Linked DNA regions of Mus musculus: region 2 is linked to region 1. The links are chromatin loops, found by intact Hi-C in ENCODE. Cell type or tissue: heart. All regions are shown on one strand.

Region 1 (8,000 bases):
AGGGGAGAAAGGATTTATTCTGGCTCACAGCTCAAGGTTATGGGTCATCAGAGCAGAGGAGTCATGGTGGCAGGAGCTGATGGCAGGGAGTGATGACTTTGTCATGCTAGTTCTCAACTGGCTTTCTCAATTTTATACACCTGGATCTTCTGCAGGGAATGGCCTCGTCCGTGATTAAGATGGGGTTCCCAGCTGGGCAGTGGTGGCGTAGGCCTTTGATCCCAACACTCAGGAGGCAGAGGTAGACAGATCTCTGCTTTTGAGATCACCTTGGTCTACAGAGTGAGTTCCAAGACGCAGACAGCTAGAACTACACAAACCCTGTCTACAAAAACCAAAACCAACCAACCAACAAAACAAAAAGATGGGGTTCTCCAGTCAATTTCAAATAGCATAATTATGATAATCCTCCACAGACATGTCCAGAAGCCCATCTCCCAGGAGATTCTAGATTCTGCCAAGTTAAACACTAGGGGAAACTGAGGCATTGCTATTGATGACACTTGCCTTGGTGTCATAGAACCTTCTTGATTGTCTCCTGATCTTTCCCATAATTAGTGATTTCCAGTTTGAGAAGCAGCTTAAGTTCGCAAGTTGAAAATGTCTTTACTTGGCCTCCTGATCATCTACCTTGATTTCTTTTGTCTTGACTAAGCAATAGCCTTGGTAGCTGCCAGCCAGCCGGCACCTAGGGGCACTTTGCTCTGCCCTCTATGAGGGAAGTGTACTGGAGCCAATCGTTCTGTCTCTTACCTGGGTCTCTGGAGGCCTTTGCCTGCCAGCCCTCGGGCTGCAGGGATGGAATGGTGCTGAACTTAGTTCTGTCTCTCCCACCATTTGCTTTCACGGTGCTCAGTCACTCTTGACACATTAGTCTCTTCCCCCGTTGCTGTGACTTGGTGCCTAGTGCTTTCTCATTATACCCTCATGACGGTTGCAAAGCTGAGCTCATGCTGTAAAGCAAGTCTCAGCAGAGTGAGTGACAAAGGGTGCACAGCCTCATTGCAGGCAGGCTAGAAACAGCGGCATCTGTCAGCTCAGTGAGCCATTCCTTGCTAACTCATCCGGTTCAAAGAAGACATCCCCATGTATATTAGGAAGTGCTTTGAACGGAACAGCACTGGAAGTAACCACCTGCCTAAACATGCAGGGCGTGGCTAAAACCTGTTAGGTTTGAACCTGGAATGCCCCGCAGAGGCTCAGGTTTTGAATGCTTGGTCCTTAGCTGCTAAAACTACTTTGGGAAGCTGTTAGAGGCCCCATCCACAGAAGTTAGGGCCTAGTTGCGGCTCTTTGAAGGTTCCACCTGGCCTTGGTTCCACCTTTGTGCTCTCATTCTTGGCTTACTACCATGTGAACAGCCACTGACACACATTACTGCCACTGTGAATCTCAAACACTTGGTCCCCACCGTGATGGGCTGCAGTCCTCTGGAACTGCCCCAAGTGATCCTCCTCCCCAGAGTAGTTCTCACGTGACTCAAAACACCAGTGAGGGATTACTAATTTAACTTTCTTATAGTTTTTCTTTTTTGTGTGTGCATGCATGTGTGTGTGGCGGGGGAGTGTATGTACATGTTCATGTGAGTTGTATGCACATGTGCTTGCATATGGAGGTCAGAAGTTGGCATCTGGTGTCCTTCTTGGTCTGCCTTCACTTTATATTTGAGGCTAGTTTTCTCACTGAAACTCATTGATTCTGCTAGGCTAGCTGGCTAGTGAGCTCCAGAAGTCTTGTCTCTGCCCTCCGAGCACTGGGGTTGAAGATGTGTAGCACCGTGCCCAGCCGTTATGTAGGGGCTGGTAATCTGAAATCAGGTCCTCACTCTAGTGGACAGGCCTGTATAGATTGGGCTGTCTCCCCAGCCCCAACAGTGTGCGACAAGGAGAGTGGAATGTCATCTCAGGTTGGACACGAGCCAAAGAATAGGAGCAGGAGCAGGGCAGTAATCGAGAGTAAAGCAGCAGTTATCTAACAGTAGATAAAGGGGGTACTTTATTCTTAGCTGGTTTATAGGAGGCCACTATAACCTTGGAACCAAATGCTCTGAGGAGAAAGTTTAGAAGATTGGCTAATACTACCTGTGAGAATCCCAAGCAAGATATTAGCAATCAGAGTGCAGCAGTTTTTATTTTAGGGGTACATTATTTGATATTTAAAATTTTAATCCTCCCTCCCCCTAGAGTGTGTGACTTACCACATTAACAGAGTAAAGTAGGAAATAGTTACATATTAGCTAAACAGGCAGAAAACGCATTTGGTATAGTTCATTGTCCATATATGATGAACAAAAGCTAACAATGTAAGAATGAAAAGGAGCATCCAAGGTCCCACCAAGTTCTCCGAATGGCCTGTGTCATGGTGTGGCATGGTGTGGCATGGCACACATTATATACTAAGCTATCCTAAGACCAGCCAAGACAGTGTCTGCTTCTACTTTCCATTTAAGTTTTTACTGGTATTATTGTTGAGACACACAGAGATTAAAAACAACAGACATATGAAGTGCTTGCAAAAAATAAATAAAAAAGTTTTAACAGAAAATTCCAAGTGATGGCCAGTTACTCAGAGTAGTGAGGAGATTAGCAAGGCTGCTGGGTACATGGATACAAAAGTCAGTTGTGAACACAGCTAGGAAAGGATCGGGGATTCAATGCAATGCATTCTTTTGCAAGTTTAAGTTGACATACAGTTATATATTTTTATCATGTACAATATCATGTCTTGAGGTATTAATTGATATTCCATGTAACCAAATATAGTGATTTTTTTGTGTGTGTGTATGGTAAGAACATTTAACATTAAATTTCTTGTTAATTTAAAAAACCATCCTGGATAATGGATCAGTGAGATAGTTCAGAAGGTCTTAAAGATGCTTGCTGTCAAGCCGGGAAACCTGAGTTTGATCCCTAACCCATATGGTGGAAAGAGGCCCAGTTCTTACAAGTTGTCCTCTGACCTCCACGTGTGTGTTGTGGTATACACACACACACACACACACACACACACACACACCCCTCTTAACTCTTTTTCTAAGTGTAATGCTATGTCCTTTAGCTACGCTCCAGCTTTGCCCTGAATTGATGGTGCCTCTGGAGCCCCATCCTACCCTCCACCTTTGTGCAAGCAGGCTTCGGGCTTCACAGACTGAGTTCATTGGCCTTGGCCTCGCTGTGCTTGATTTGTTTCCCCTAACGTAAAAACCGTCTGAGTTACTCTGCTATTGTGCTTCAGTGCAGCTTTAATAAAAATCCCAGCAGGTGTTTACCGAATTTAAGATTATTTTTATAAAATTTTTGTGGAAATTCAAAGGGCCAAGAGGAGAAAAGATCTGTACTTAAATTTTTTATTGTGGGAAAATGCACATGATGCAGCTTGCCATTTTAACCATTTTTAGGTATGGATTGAGATTGAAATGCACCCTCCAGCTCATGGGTTGAAGATTTTTATCCCTATGTCTTGGTGCTTGGTGCTAGTTTAAGAGGTGCTAGGATTTTTACCGGGTGTGGCTTAGCTGGAGGAAGTGGGGCTTAGCCACAGTGGGTGGGACTTAGAGTAGGTGTGGCTTAGCTGGAGGAGCCAGTCACATGTGGGATGAATCCTTAGGAGCTGTTTGATTTCCCTGTCTGTCCCACCCTTCCCCCTCTCTTTCTTGCTCTCCATTTTCATTCTCCCTCTCCTGGCTCTTTCTCAGTCTTTCTTCTTGCTGGCCCCCGTGAAGTGCAGAACTTCGCTTTTCCATACCCCTCTGCATCTGTTGTCCACGAACTAAAACTTATGAAATTGTGAACCCAAATCAGTTTTCCATCTTTAAGTTGGTGCCATAGTTTTGTGTTTGTCCCCGAGCTGGTGGTTGTTCTGTGTGGATCTGAGGAGGCAAAGACATAGCTAGGTCAGACTTTGCAGGTATGCCTGAGAAGATGGGTGAGGTGAAGGCCAGAGAGGCGGTGGGAGTGGTCTGGACAGACTAGTCTCAATTCTAGGGAAGAAGGGAGTAAGGAGGGTTGGTGGGAAGGAAAGCAGGGCCTTAGAGGAGGTCTGAGGCAGCGCCTGCAGACTGCCCTTAGGGCTGCATTGGAGTCTCTTCTGTATATGCCCAGTGTGCCTGTCTTTCAGATGCAGCGTTGTGAGAAGAGTGAGATCATCTGGCAGAGTAAATGGGGTGAGCTGGGGGCTTCAGCCTGGTAGAGGGCACACAGGAGTGGGCCTGCAGACCTCCTAGGAGCTGTAAGGGGCAGGGGGGAGGCTGCTCTGTGTTAAGCCTGAGCGTATGCAGTGTGAGTATGCCTATGCTCTGTAAAGGAATTTGGAAGCCATGGATGCCACTCTCTGTCTCAGTCTCTGTCTCCTTAGCCTGTTCTTAAGTCCTAGTACTTGTGGCATCAAGCATTCTTACCATGCTGCGCTGTGCTAAGATGGAAAGTGTCCAGTGCTTGTCATCAAAGAGAGCCAGATGTTAGAAGAGAAATTAATCATAAAGTAATTCAGGGTTGTGATTATGGCTCAGTGATAGAGTCCTGGACTAGCAATTGCCTAGCATGTGCAAAACTCTGGGTTCCATCTCAGCACGCATGCGTGAACAGGCATACACAGACACACACACACACACACACACTCAAAGGTAATTGCAATTTAAGACCAGCTTCAGGCTTTGTGTTTGTTTTGTGTTTGTCTAGGTGCTGATGTGTGCTCTTGTTTGTAGAGACTGGAGGCCGTCCTCAGGTGCTGTGCTGTTACTCATCCATTGTTCACTGACCACCAGCTTCAGGCTCAGGGGTCTGCTTTCTCTGCCTCCCAATATAGCACCTTAACAGATCAACATCACTGGCTTTAAAAAAAATACTTGAGTCCTTGTGCTTTGCAAGGCAAACACTTTACTATGGAGACTGAACCATCTTCATAGCCTATTTGTTTGTTTGTTGATGCTCAGCCAAGTCTTGCCATGCCTGGCTTGCAGGTTAGCTCCCAAGGCTGGGTGGCAGTTTGAGCAGTGGGATGCTGAGACGGAGGGTGGTATGATTCCTGCAGAGGAGAAGCTACCTGAGTAGACATCAGGCCCCCTAACTGGCTACATCCTGATTGCAGCAGGATCCATGCCTTTGGCTTTTGCTGTTTGTGGGGTGAAGAGATGGGGATATAAGTGTTTATGAAAAGCTCTTCCTGGTGGGGCCAGCCATCTCTAATAATTTATTAAGGAGCCTTTGTTCATGTATGGATTTGCTGCTTTTCAAAAATCCTGCAGCTACTAGGAAGCAAAACAGACAGAGCCACTGCGCCACACAGGAAGGGAAGACGTGGGGAAACCTAGGTTGAAGCAGCTGCCCCGCTGGTGGTGTTTAGCCTGGCATGCTGACAGCCAGGAGAGAAAACCACCACTGCCGCCTGTACACAGGACCCTCATGGTTGGAGCAGGTCTGGTCCTGAAGACTGATGCTTTGTTCCGGCCCAGGTGATGAGAGGTTGCAGGACCAGCCCCAGGAAGAAATCAGAACTGAAGCCTCAGCAGAGCCTGAAGTTGGGAGAGGGAGGCATAACCAGGGAGCAGCCAGAAGGGATGTATAGACCTCCCATGGGAAGCCTATGTCCCTTAAAGCTTTGTGTGTCTGGGTATCTCCAATTCTCCTTGACTGATCTTCCATGAGTTGAACTGTGATGTTCTCTGGCACTGAAGAGGTGGACAGGAACCACCTTGCATTGAAAATCATAGTTCTTTGTGCACTGGGGAAATAAGAGATTTTGCTCACACTGCATTTAGTCTTGTAGCTGTTGTGGGATCACCGTGCAAGTATGGGGGAAGCCTTGTCATCCTCCAAGGCCTGACTCTGATCACACTGACATTCGGGCCTACAGTAGTCACCATACCTTGAGGTCTCCTGGCTGTTTATCTGCCTTGTTCTGAGTCCACCCAATGATCCCATACTGAGCTTTTGGTACTAGGCCCTTTAGTACATACTCAGGAGACCCAGGTGTCTTTACTCCATATGGAGGTGGCAAAATTGCTGCTGTGCAGGAATGGCAGCATTTCTTCCTTAGCAAGATGCCAGTATTGTGTCCAAGACCATAAGGGTGTGAGGATGACTCTAAGGACATTGTCCTAGCAGGCAAGTCCTGATTGCATGTTGGTCACTTGTGCCTCTCAAGACACTGCAGGTGCTGGTCACCTGTCCTTCCAACCACCTGTCACCCCACACTGTTTATATGATGTTGGTGTTAAAATTCCTTCCCAGAGGGAGATGTAAACATGATTTAACCCCTTCTCCTGAGGTTCTAGTTATAGTCCAAGGCCAGATTCCCTCCACACCCACTCTGGAGAACCAGTGAGCTTATTGGGCTCTGTGCTGGCTCATTTTATGTCAGCTTGACACAGCTAAAGTCATGAGAGAGAAGGGAGCCTCAAGTGAGAAATGTCTCCAGAAGAGTGGACTGCAGGCAAGCCTGGAGGGTATTTTCTTCATTAGTGGTTGATGGGGGGAGGCTCAGCCACTGTGCGTGGTGCCACCCCTAGGCTGGTGGTCCTGGGTTCTATAGGAAAGCAGACCAAGCAAGCTATGAGGAGCAAGCCAGTAAGTAGCATCCCTCCATGGCCTCTGCATCAGATCCTGCCCTGCTCGAATTCCTTTCCTGATTTCCTTTGATGATGAACAGTGATATGGAAGTGTAAGCCAAATAAACCCTTTTCTCCTCAAGTTGCTTTGGCCATGGTGTTTCATCATAGCAATGGGAACCCTAAGACAGACCTCCTTACAGAGCATAGATAAGGGGTTAGTTACAGTTCCCTCAACAGGCCATGCCTGAAAAAACTACTCAGCAAAGATAAGGTCTTCCCCATAGTTCATAGATGAAGCTCCCTCCCCTCATCTCAACATCCTTAGCCTACATACTCTAGCTCCTCCTCAGGCCATGTACAGCTCAGCAGTTACATATACCACGTGTTAGGGAGAGACTGGATACTCAGGTGAGGGGGCTTGTGACCCTCCCCGACCCTCCATGAGAGTATATAAACTGTCATAAGCCCAGCTGGGACAATCCTCCTTGTAGGGGTGCAGCTTAACTCCACAGGATGGCTGTTGCCAACAAGTGGCAGCTGGCTTGGGGCCTGGGAACCAGCCTGGAGGGCAGTGCAGGAAGGAAGGACCCACATTTGTGCATGTGTGTACATGTGCGTGTGTGCTTGTGTGCATGCTTGTGCCACAGCGTGAGTGTGGCGGTCAGAGGACAACTTGTGGGATTCTGTTCTCTCCTCCTCCTGTGTGAGTTCCAGGTATCAAACTCGGCAAGCTTGGTGGTATGTATCTTTATTCATTGAGTCATCTTGCTGGCCCTTGTTTTGCTTTCTGAGACAGGGTTTCACTGAGTAGCCTGGCTGGCCCTAAACCATCTCTTGTTGCTTGCACATTGATCTTCCTTTGGCTCCCACATTTTCCTATCTGTGGGCCGGCACTGCCTGTCCTGTATACCTGATCTCTGTCCCTGGGTAAAGCCCATGTTTTAGCCCCTACTCCTTGACCTTCCAGACTCAAGGGACCTGTCCTTTGTATTGGTGCCCTGCAGAACACTGCTGGAAGAGCTGGTTTGATCTCTTTTACCTGAGCTGGAGTTGCCACAGAATTAATTACTCTGACATGGGTACTGTTTTTCAGGTACTGACAATGGCAGGCTCCCAGGCAGCAGGGGGCGCTCAAGTCACAGTTTTGCCTCCATCCAAAGTAGTCCTATGCTCCAGATGTAGTGGGAGGAGGCCCTCCAGGTAGTGGGTGCTTAGATAGTATCTGCAGACCCAGCCACTCTTCTTGCTCACCATAGTCACAATCCCTAGCAAAGCATGCAAAAACTCCAAGTGAGAGCCAGGACAGGACTCGTGGGCAGGTGCCTTCTTGACATTTCGTGGGTTTGGTTGCTTCCACTGTAGCCTCCCCTACCTGAGACTTGGTGGTTGCAGAGCTGTCATTTTCTCTAAGATTGCTCTGCAGACAGCTCAAAATAAACTCTTTTTCTTTATA
Region 2 (8,000 bases), 370 kb after region 1:
TCGCTGAAGAGTCTTCCATGGCTCCCTGTTATGCAGGATACATTTACAGTTTCTTGGCATGGCTCCATCCCCTGAGAGCTGCATGTCGTGCCTCTGTCTCCTCTCTCATGAGGCAGGGTTGGTATTCTCAATCTCAAAGGACTAGAAGGGACTCCATGCAGCTAGGCCATAAGCCGGTCCAGCCTGAGCCCAGCACAGAGCACGGTCCTCATGATTCTGAACTCCTGATGTCTCATCATCATCATCTCATGGTGGCGCACATCCCGAAAGCATTCACAAGTCATCGTGTCTCCTCTGCTGTCCCCACTGCAGACAGTCCTCTGAGCTTGCCATGCCCTCTCTGGAGCTTTGCTGGCCTTCAAGTCTGAATACATGAGCCTTGCCTTCCCAGGCTGACCCTGAGCCTCACCTGGTCCCCCGTACATGAAGGGCTCTGCTCTCTAGGACCCCTGGCCATGGGTTGTGAGATCTGCTCTAGAGACAGTGGTGTGTTCTGTAGAGGCAGCCCACTGGATGACAGGCGAGTCGGGGGTCCGCCCAATCGAGTAGAGGCTTCAGTGGCAGTTACCTGGGTCACTATGGAGGTCACCTTGCTAGGAACTTCAGGTGGGTACCATTGCAGGTGACCAATGCTGGCTGGAGTGGAAGAGTTCAAGAGACAGCCCAAGGGAAGGTGGCCAATGTAATTAATTCTGGGACAATCAGACAGGAGTGTCTGTCAGTCCAGGCCCACTTTTTTATAAACAGGGGACAACCTTTTAATGCCAGTCACGTGGGAGCCCTCTCCTACTCCTGTCCCAGGTCCCTGTTTTCTAAGCCAGGCCAGGCTGAGGCAGAGCCAGCCACACCCACCCTACCGTTGACATACAATCAATAAAATCCAATTTAAAGATTCTAGCAGAGGTAGGATCAACAGTTTGTGTGTGTGCAGGAGGGGAGATGGCTGCTTGGACTGGTGCCTTTGGACAGGTTGCCAAGGGTACACTGAAGTCCTCACCAGAGAGGCTCTGGTCCTCAGCCTGGGCAAGAACCATCGGGGGCAGTGGGGTGGGGGAGCAGCCAGCATGTCTAGGGAACCAGAGTGGACAAGGAAGTGAGCCAGAGAGACTGAGTATGCAATGACTGCACAGGAGAGAGATGGCTGTGAATGGGAGAGCCAAAAGGAGCATCGTAGAGACATGGGCAGGAGAAGGACTGGGGCAGGAGACGGATCTAGTCACTCAGATTGGAGTGCTCAAGGAGAGCACCCCGGAACCAGAAACAGAACCTCAGAGTGATACCAGATGTGTGGTTAGGAGACTCCGGGGCCACCTGGGTAGCTTTCAGCCTGTGCCTGCATGCACCTCCCACTTCTGCCTGCAGAATGGCAGCAAGCTTTGGGCATCAGCACTGGCCTGATGAGCCTCAGTGGAGTGTAGGTACAGACTTAGCCCCTTGTTTCCACCCACAGCAGCCTCACAGAGGTCTCCACTCGGACAATGCAGGATTCTTAACTTTACCCCAGAAAAGAACTTCAAGACAAGCCAGTGTGAGGCAGGGCTGGGGTTGATTAAAAGACTTTAACATAATTTTAATCATAAGCACAGAGGCGAGAGGGGCTCTCTGGGAAAGGACAGCACGTGCCCTATGTGGATGTGGGCTTCTCAGGAGAGAGCCATGCCTAAACGCCTTCGTGGTAGCCGTGTGCTCACCCTCTGTAGTGTCTGCTGCTCTGTCTCAAAGGCGTCTCCAGGACCCTTTCTTCTTCCTCTCTCTGGCGAATGAGGTCATTGGGTGGCTCCTGAGATGCCTTGGATAGGTTTATCCTCTGATAAAACAGAGCCATGTGTCACACCAGAGCTAAGAAGTGTCGTTTACTGTAAATGGAGATCCCAGATGCTTATGAGAGACCTTCCTATGCACCCAGGCTTTAAGCATGGCTCACCTGTGGCTGTCGATGATGGTCATTTGAAATCTCTCTGTGAACAGAATATTACTCTGTCTATGGCCCTCTCGTGAATGGTGTTAACCACTCCTGAATTCTGGATGCAGCCAGAAGAAGGCCACTGCAGACTCCCTTCCCACACCCCTGTAATCTCCCTGCCTTTCCAAAACCTTCCTCAGCACACAGATGACATAGAGAACAAACTTGGTTTTTGGCCATTTCTGTATCTGCAACAAAATTAGGTATACAGTTCCAAGTTCCCTTCTGGCCCCATGCCCCTACTGGGGCAGCTCAGAGAAAGCCATATTGTCAGAGCTCAGGAACCAATATACATGCTGACAATGAACAGAAGACTACACAACACCCAGAGCCCGTTTCTACATACTGTCCTTCTGGCTCAGGACCACACCTGGCACTGAGGCACCAGGTTCCTTGGGGCTCCTCATGGAGGTAACAGTCCTCTGCATAAATTGTCCTTGACAGCCTGAGACATGCTGGGTGAGGCCCAACAGGAATTCCATCCCTCGGTGGAACTTGTCCAGCCTGTCCCTCCTGGTGGGGTTGTGGGCTCCTGAGAGAAGGAAGAGAGGTCGCATACCACTGTCTTCCTACTGAGGCCACCTCATCAGCCTGACTCCTCACTGGTGCTGTGGACTTGGATAGCCTAGACAAGGACAGTAATGTCACCGTTTTTATTTTTGTTTTTGTTTTAATTCTTCCAGATGGAAGTTGCTATGTACAACTCATGGCCAAGAGTCGGGGTCAAGTCCCCTCCTCAAGGGCAGAGCACTGGTGACGTTCATGTGGCACTCCTCTGTGTGGGAGATGATCTTTTCTTCCCTTTCATTAACTCAGCCACTTCCTGTGGTGGCCTGGGCTTGTGGCTCTTTCTCTGGCATCCTGGGTGGCAGGCTTGTGGTACTTTACTCTCCGTCATTCCGGCTATAGCCATGGGGACTCTCAGCTTGCTCTAGTGATCTGGGACATGACCTGATTGACCTTGTCCTTGCTTTCTTGCCCTACAATGTGTCTCCTGTCCCAAGCCCAGAGTCAGTCATTTCCTTTAGAAACCTCAGCTTTCCTTGAGGGGAGGCATTAGCCACCACTATCTAGGCTCAGGAGAATTGAACGTTAGGTGACTATCACTTGGCACAAGGCTGGGCACATGGGCATCACCACCGGCTGGTGGCGCTGTGTGAAGCTGCCTCACTTAGTCCATGTTTGGCCATAGCAGGGGTGACTTCAGGGCCACCCACCAGCTTTCACTAACCACCAGGAGACTTGCACATTTGTACAGGAAAGGGAGTAAGAGCATTAAGCGCCATGAGCGTGAATGTACCGCCAGAGTGAGACACAGCCTCATCATGCCTGGGGGCCTGTGCAGTGGTACCCTTTCTGTACAGTCCTCAGAAGCAGTAAATGACCTCAAGCTAGTCCCTCTGCATGTGTCCACAGCTGGCAAGGACATGAAAGAAAACAACTACCAAGAATTGCCAGATCGGCTCAGAGGTTTAGAGCACTGATTGCTCTTCCAGAGGTCCTGAGTTCAATTCCCAGTAACCACATGGCGGCTCACAGCCATTTGTACTGGGCTCTGATGTCCTCTTCTGATGTGTCTGAAGACAGCTACAGTGTACTCACATATATAAAATAAATAAAATTTAAAAAACAAAAAAAGCTAGGCAGTGGTGGTGCACGCCTTTAATCTTAGCACTTGGGAGGCAAAGGCAGGTGGATTTCTGAGTTTGAGGCCAGTCTGGTCTACAGAGTGAGTTCCAGGACAGCCAGGGCTACACAGAGAAACCCTATCTCGAAGAAAGGAAAGGAAAAAAAGAGAGAACAAAAAAAAAAAAAAAAAAAAAAAAAACCCTGTCAGATCTACCCTTGACTGGCAGGGCGACTGCAGTCATTGGAATGAAGAATGTTTTCCATGGGCTCGTGTGTTTGAACCTGTGGTTTCCCAGTTGGTGGCAGGGTTTGAGGAGGCTATGGAACATTGATGGAGCCTGGCTGACAGAAGTGCATCACTGCAGGCCGGCTTCTCCTTCTCTCTGCTTCTTGTGTGTGGATGAAAAGGCTCAGTTAGTGCCATGTGAGGAGAGAAAAAGAAAAGTGAAGATGCTAGCTCTCTAGCCCCCACCCCTTGGTCACCTGTCTACCAAGGTTGACCTAATCCTGATTTGCTTAGTTATGTGTCTTGGGGGGTGGGGGGAGGAAGGGGGTTCCTGGATGCAGGTACCTGTGGAGGACAGAGGAGTCAGATCCTCCTGGAGCTGGAGATGCAAGCGGTCCTGAGGGTGCTGAGAACTGAAGTCCAGTCCTCTGCAAGATCATTACAAGCTCTTAACCACTGAGCCGCCTTTCCGGTCCCAGCTCTGACTTCTACCAGAGTGCTGGGTTTCAGTTCACCTGCCCTGGTGCTTTATGTAAATTAAGTCAAGTTTCAGAATGCTGAACATCAAAGCAATGGTGACACTAGCTGTATTAAGTGGAGTCCTCCAGAGTAGCAGAAGTAGGAAGATAGAAAATAGATGATAGTTGATATTTTATATATCCCTTACATTCTAATATTTTATATATCACATGTATCTATAAAAACACCCCTAAATTCAGGCCTGTATCCGTCTGTCTGCCTGGCTTAGCTCCTACTGGGTTCCCATGTACCTCCCCCTCCCCCAGGTATTTCTCTGAGAGCTGCACACACATGCCACCCAGAGTCTACTTCCTCCAGTGGTTGTTGGAGTTGGCTAAAGGGAACATAGTCCCTTGTTTGAGGGAGAGCTTTGCTGCCCCCTGCTGACTAGTCTCAGGGGGAGCTAGACTCGTTTCCCCTTGCAAAGGTGAGGAGGAAGAGAGTGGAGCAAGAGAAGGGATTCCACTGGATACCAATGGGACCGCAGGGCTTGGGTTGTATGAGCCTGGAAGGTAAACTCAGGATCTTTGCCTTTCACTTTCTCTGGCACAAGGGGATGTCACAGCATTCCCTCCTTGGAAGAGCACACATGCACAGTGCTTCCATCCCTATGCAGAAACTGAGGCTGGGGGGAGCTGACCCTGACCCTGCACAGATGGGGAGCTGACCCCAATCTCTTCACAAGAAAGGGGACTGACCCTGATCCCTCCCTGGGAGGAAAGAGAGGGGCTGGTCCTGATCTCTGTACAAGAGGGAAGCAGATTCTGGCCTCTGCACAGGATGTCTGACTCCTGATCCCTGCACAGAAGAGAGCAGAGGAACTGACTAACCCCTGTGCAGGAGGACAGCCGACCCTGACCCCTGCGCAGGAGGGGAGCTGACCCTGACTCCTGTGCAGGAGGACAGCCGACCCTGTCTCCGTACAGGAGGGAAGGGAAAGATCACTGAACAAACGGGCAGCTAAGCCCTGCCCAGGAAAGAGGGGAGAAGACACGTGTGCACTGGTGCCCCACGCCCCTGCTCTGCATCCCAAGGTTCTGCTTCGAAGTGTAAAACCAGCTCCTTCTCCTTCCACTGTATCAGATCAGGAAACAACAGTAAAGGCCCTTCAAGTCCTGGCCAGATAGGACTGCTCTGGGCTCACAGAGATGGGTTTACTGATGGCCCCTAGCACCTGGAGTGGGGGAAGAGGAGAAGCCTGCTGCTTCAGTAAGACCTGAAGCAGATGGCCTGACACGAAGGCCCTAAGGCCCCCTGACCTTTCTCCCCAGCTGTCCTTACAGAGCAGAGCAGAAGGACACAAGTGAACACTGGGTCACTCTGCCTTCAGAATTCCAAATGATCATGAAAAAACACTGAGGAAGCTGGTTCACAGTGCAGGAAGCCACCAGCTCCAAGATGCAGGTCTGCCAAGTCCAAACAAGGTAACCCAACTAACACATACCTGCTGCCTACCAAACCATGAGCACTGGGCCAGAACTTGAAGGTGGAATGCTGGCCTCACCTGTATCCAGTACCACAAAGCAAAACTAACCAAAAAAGCTCTGAGTGGCTGAGAAAAAAGTAAAGGACAGAAACAAGATAGAACAGGGAGCTACGTGGGGGTGGGGCGAGGGGTACCTGAGCTGTTCAGATCAGTCATCTATCTCTAGTGGCCCTCAGGAGAAAGGCCAGAGCTGCTGTTGTACATCTTCTGCTCTGGGTCAATGTGTATCCCCTAGGCAGTGTAGAGAGACACCAGGCCCTGGAGACAGACCCATGGGGAGGTAGGTCCACGACGACGACCCCAGAATGCAAGGACCCTGCGAGGGTTCTCTGTAGGTTCTGAAGTGTGCAATTGATGCCAAACCCCCATCCCACCCTCTTACTCCCAGCGATCCTGGTGCTTCATCCTGGTCTTGGGCTATTTCTGGCCCTTTTGAGTAGTTCTAATGGGGTACTCAAAGCCCAGAGCTGTGGGCTTTGTGTGGGACAGAGGGACAGAAGATGAAGACCAGTGGAAAAGGGACAGTGAGGTTGGTGAGAGGATTCAGGACAGTGGGCCTGGGGGACCTCGGAGGAAGGATGCAGTGGTCTACCTACCCTGTCTATGGTGCCAATGGTAAGTAGGAACAAGGTTATCTGTGAGGAAAGAGGCTCACAGGAGGACACCATCCTACCCTGGAGGTTATGTAAGAGAAGGCCTCAAGATTGTAGCCAGGTTGTCCAAAGGCCCTCTCCATTCAAGTGAACAAGGTCCCCAGACCACACTTAGAAACAGAGCAGAGTCCAGGCCCTGGATGGCCTAGGCTGCTCCTGGGGGGGCAGGATTCCCACTCAGGCTCTGTAAAGGTAACTTTTAAACCTTTATTCTCTCATTCATTACATCTTGACCACAGTTTCCCCTCCCTCCACTTCTCCCAGTCCCTCCCCCACCACCTCTTTCCCTCTGATCAAGTCTTCCTTTGTTTCCCTTCCAAAAAAGGAAAGAGAGAGAAGGAGAGAGAGGGGGGGAGGAGGGAGGAGGGGGAGGGGGAAGGGGGGAGGGGAGGGGGAGGAGGAGAGGGAAACAGGCTTCCCAAGTATATCCACCAAACATAGCCTAACAAGATACAGTAAGACTGGGCACAGACCTTCATATCACAGCTGGATGTGGTCCCAACTGCAGGCAAGAGTCAGAATCAGCCCCCACTCCCATTGTTGGGAGTCTCACAAAACCACCAAACCACACAATCATAAGGCATATTCAGAGGACCTAACTCAGACCATACAGGGTCTGTGTTTGTCTCTAGCTTCTGTGAGCCCCTGTGAGCCCCACTTAGTTGATTCTGTGGCCATGTTCTCGGTGTGTCCTCAACCCCTCTGGCTCCTACATTTCAGGGTTCCCCTGGCTCCATCTAGTGTTTGGCTGTGGGTCTCTGCATCTGCTCCCATCCATTGCTGGGTGACACCCCTCTGATGACAACTGGGCTAAGCACCCATATATGAGTATAGCAGAAAAATCATTTCCTTGATCTTTTTGACAGCCCTGTTTGGTTCTATCCTGGGTTCTGGGCTGTCCTGCCTCTGGTTCCTGCCCATCCAGGCAGTGTCAGGTTTGGGCTCCCTCTTAGTGGCATGGGCCAAAAGTGGGATCAGGGATTGACCACTCCCACAAGTTCTGTGCCACCCTTGCCCCAGCACAGTCTTGCAGGCAGGGCAGATTGTAGGTCAAAGCTTTCGGCTGGGTTGATGTCCCAGTCCCACCTCTAGGTGCCTTGCCTGATTGTAGAAGATGACGAATTCCAACTCTGTATTCTCCACTACTAGGAGATTTCTCTATGGTCATTGTCATAGATTTCAGGGAATTTCTACTGCACTAAGTGTCTACCACACCCCCAAGTCCCCGTCCATTTCAGTCATCTCCCCCACTACTCTCTCCTTCATCTCTCTTGCTCACAACCTGATCTCTCCTGTTTCCATTCCCACCAGCCCCCAGTCCACCCATGAAATATATTCTATTTCCCCTTCCCAGGGAGGTCCACGAGTCCCACCCTAGAGCCCTCCTTGTTACTTAGCCTCTCTGGGTCTGTGGGTTGTGTCATTACTGTGTTTTACTTTAACAGCTAATGTCTACTGATAAGTGAGTACATATTATGTTTATCTTTCTGGGTCTGGGTTACCTCACTCAGGATGATCTTTTCT

Evidence for each region. Peaks named below come from ENCODE experiments on the same cell type or tissue, not always from the same donor. Only the 100,000 strongest peaks of a DNase experiment are listed, where the experiment ranks them.
Region 2: a loop joins it to region 1, with 8 times the contacts of the local background. A loop is called at or near these places in 3 of 42 quality-filtered maps.

What each region holds. Positions count from the first base shown.
Region 1 is chr5:34,978,384-34,986,383 of GRCm38, forward strand. All of the region lies in intron 3 of Rgs12 (regulator of G-protein signaling 12), which reads left to right. Among named protein-coding and RNA genes, the nearest start is that of Rgs12, 33 kb to the left of the region's middle. In heart, no CTCF peak of the experiment used is centred here; a DNase peak (open chromatin) is centred at 7,678; H3K27ac peaks cover 2,639 bases.
Region 2 is chr5:35,344,287-35,352,286 of GRCm38, forward strand. No RefSeq gene overlaps it. Among named protein-coding and RNA genes, the nearest start is that of 4930478P22Rik, 13 kb to the right of the region's middle. In heart, a CTCF peak has its summit at 4,718 (motif pointing left); a DNase peak (open chromatin) is centred at 4,685; H3K27me3 peaks cover 4,859 bases.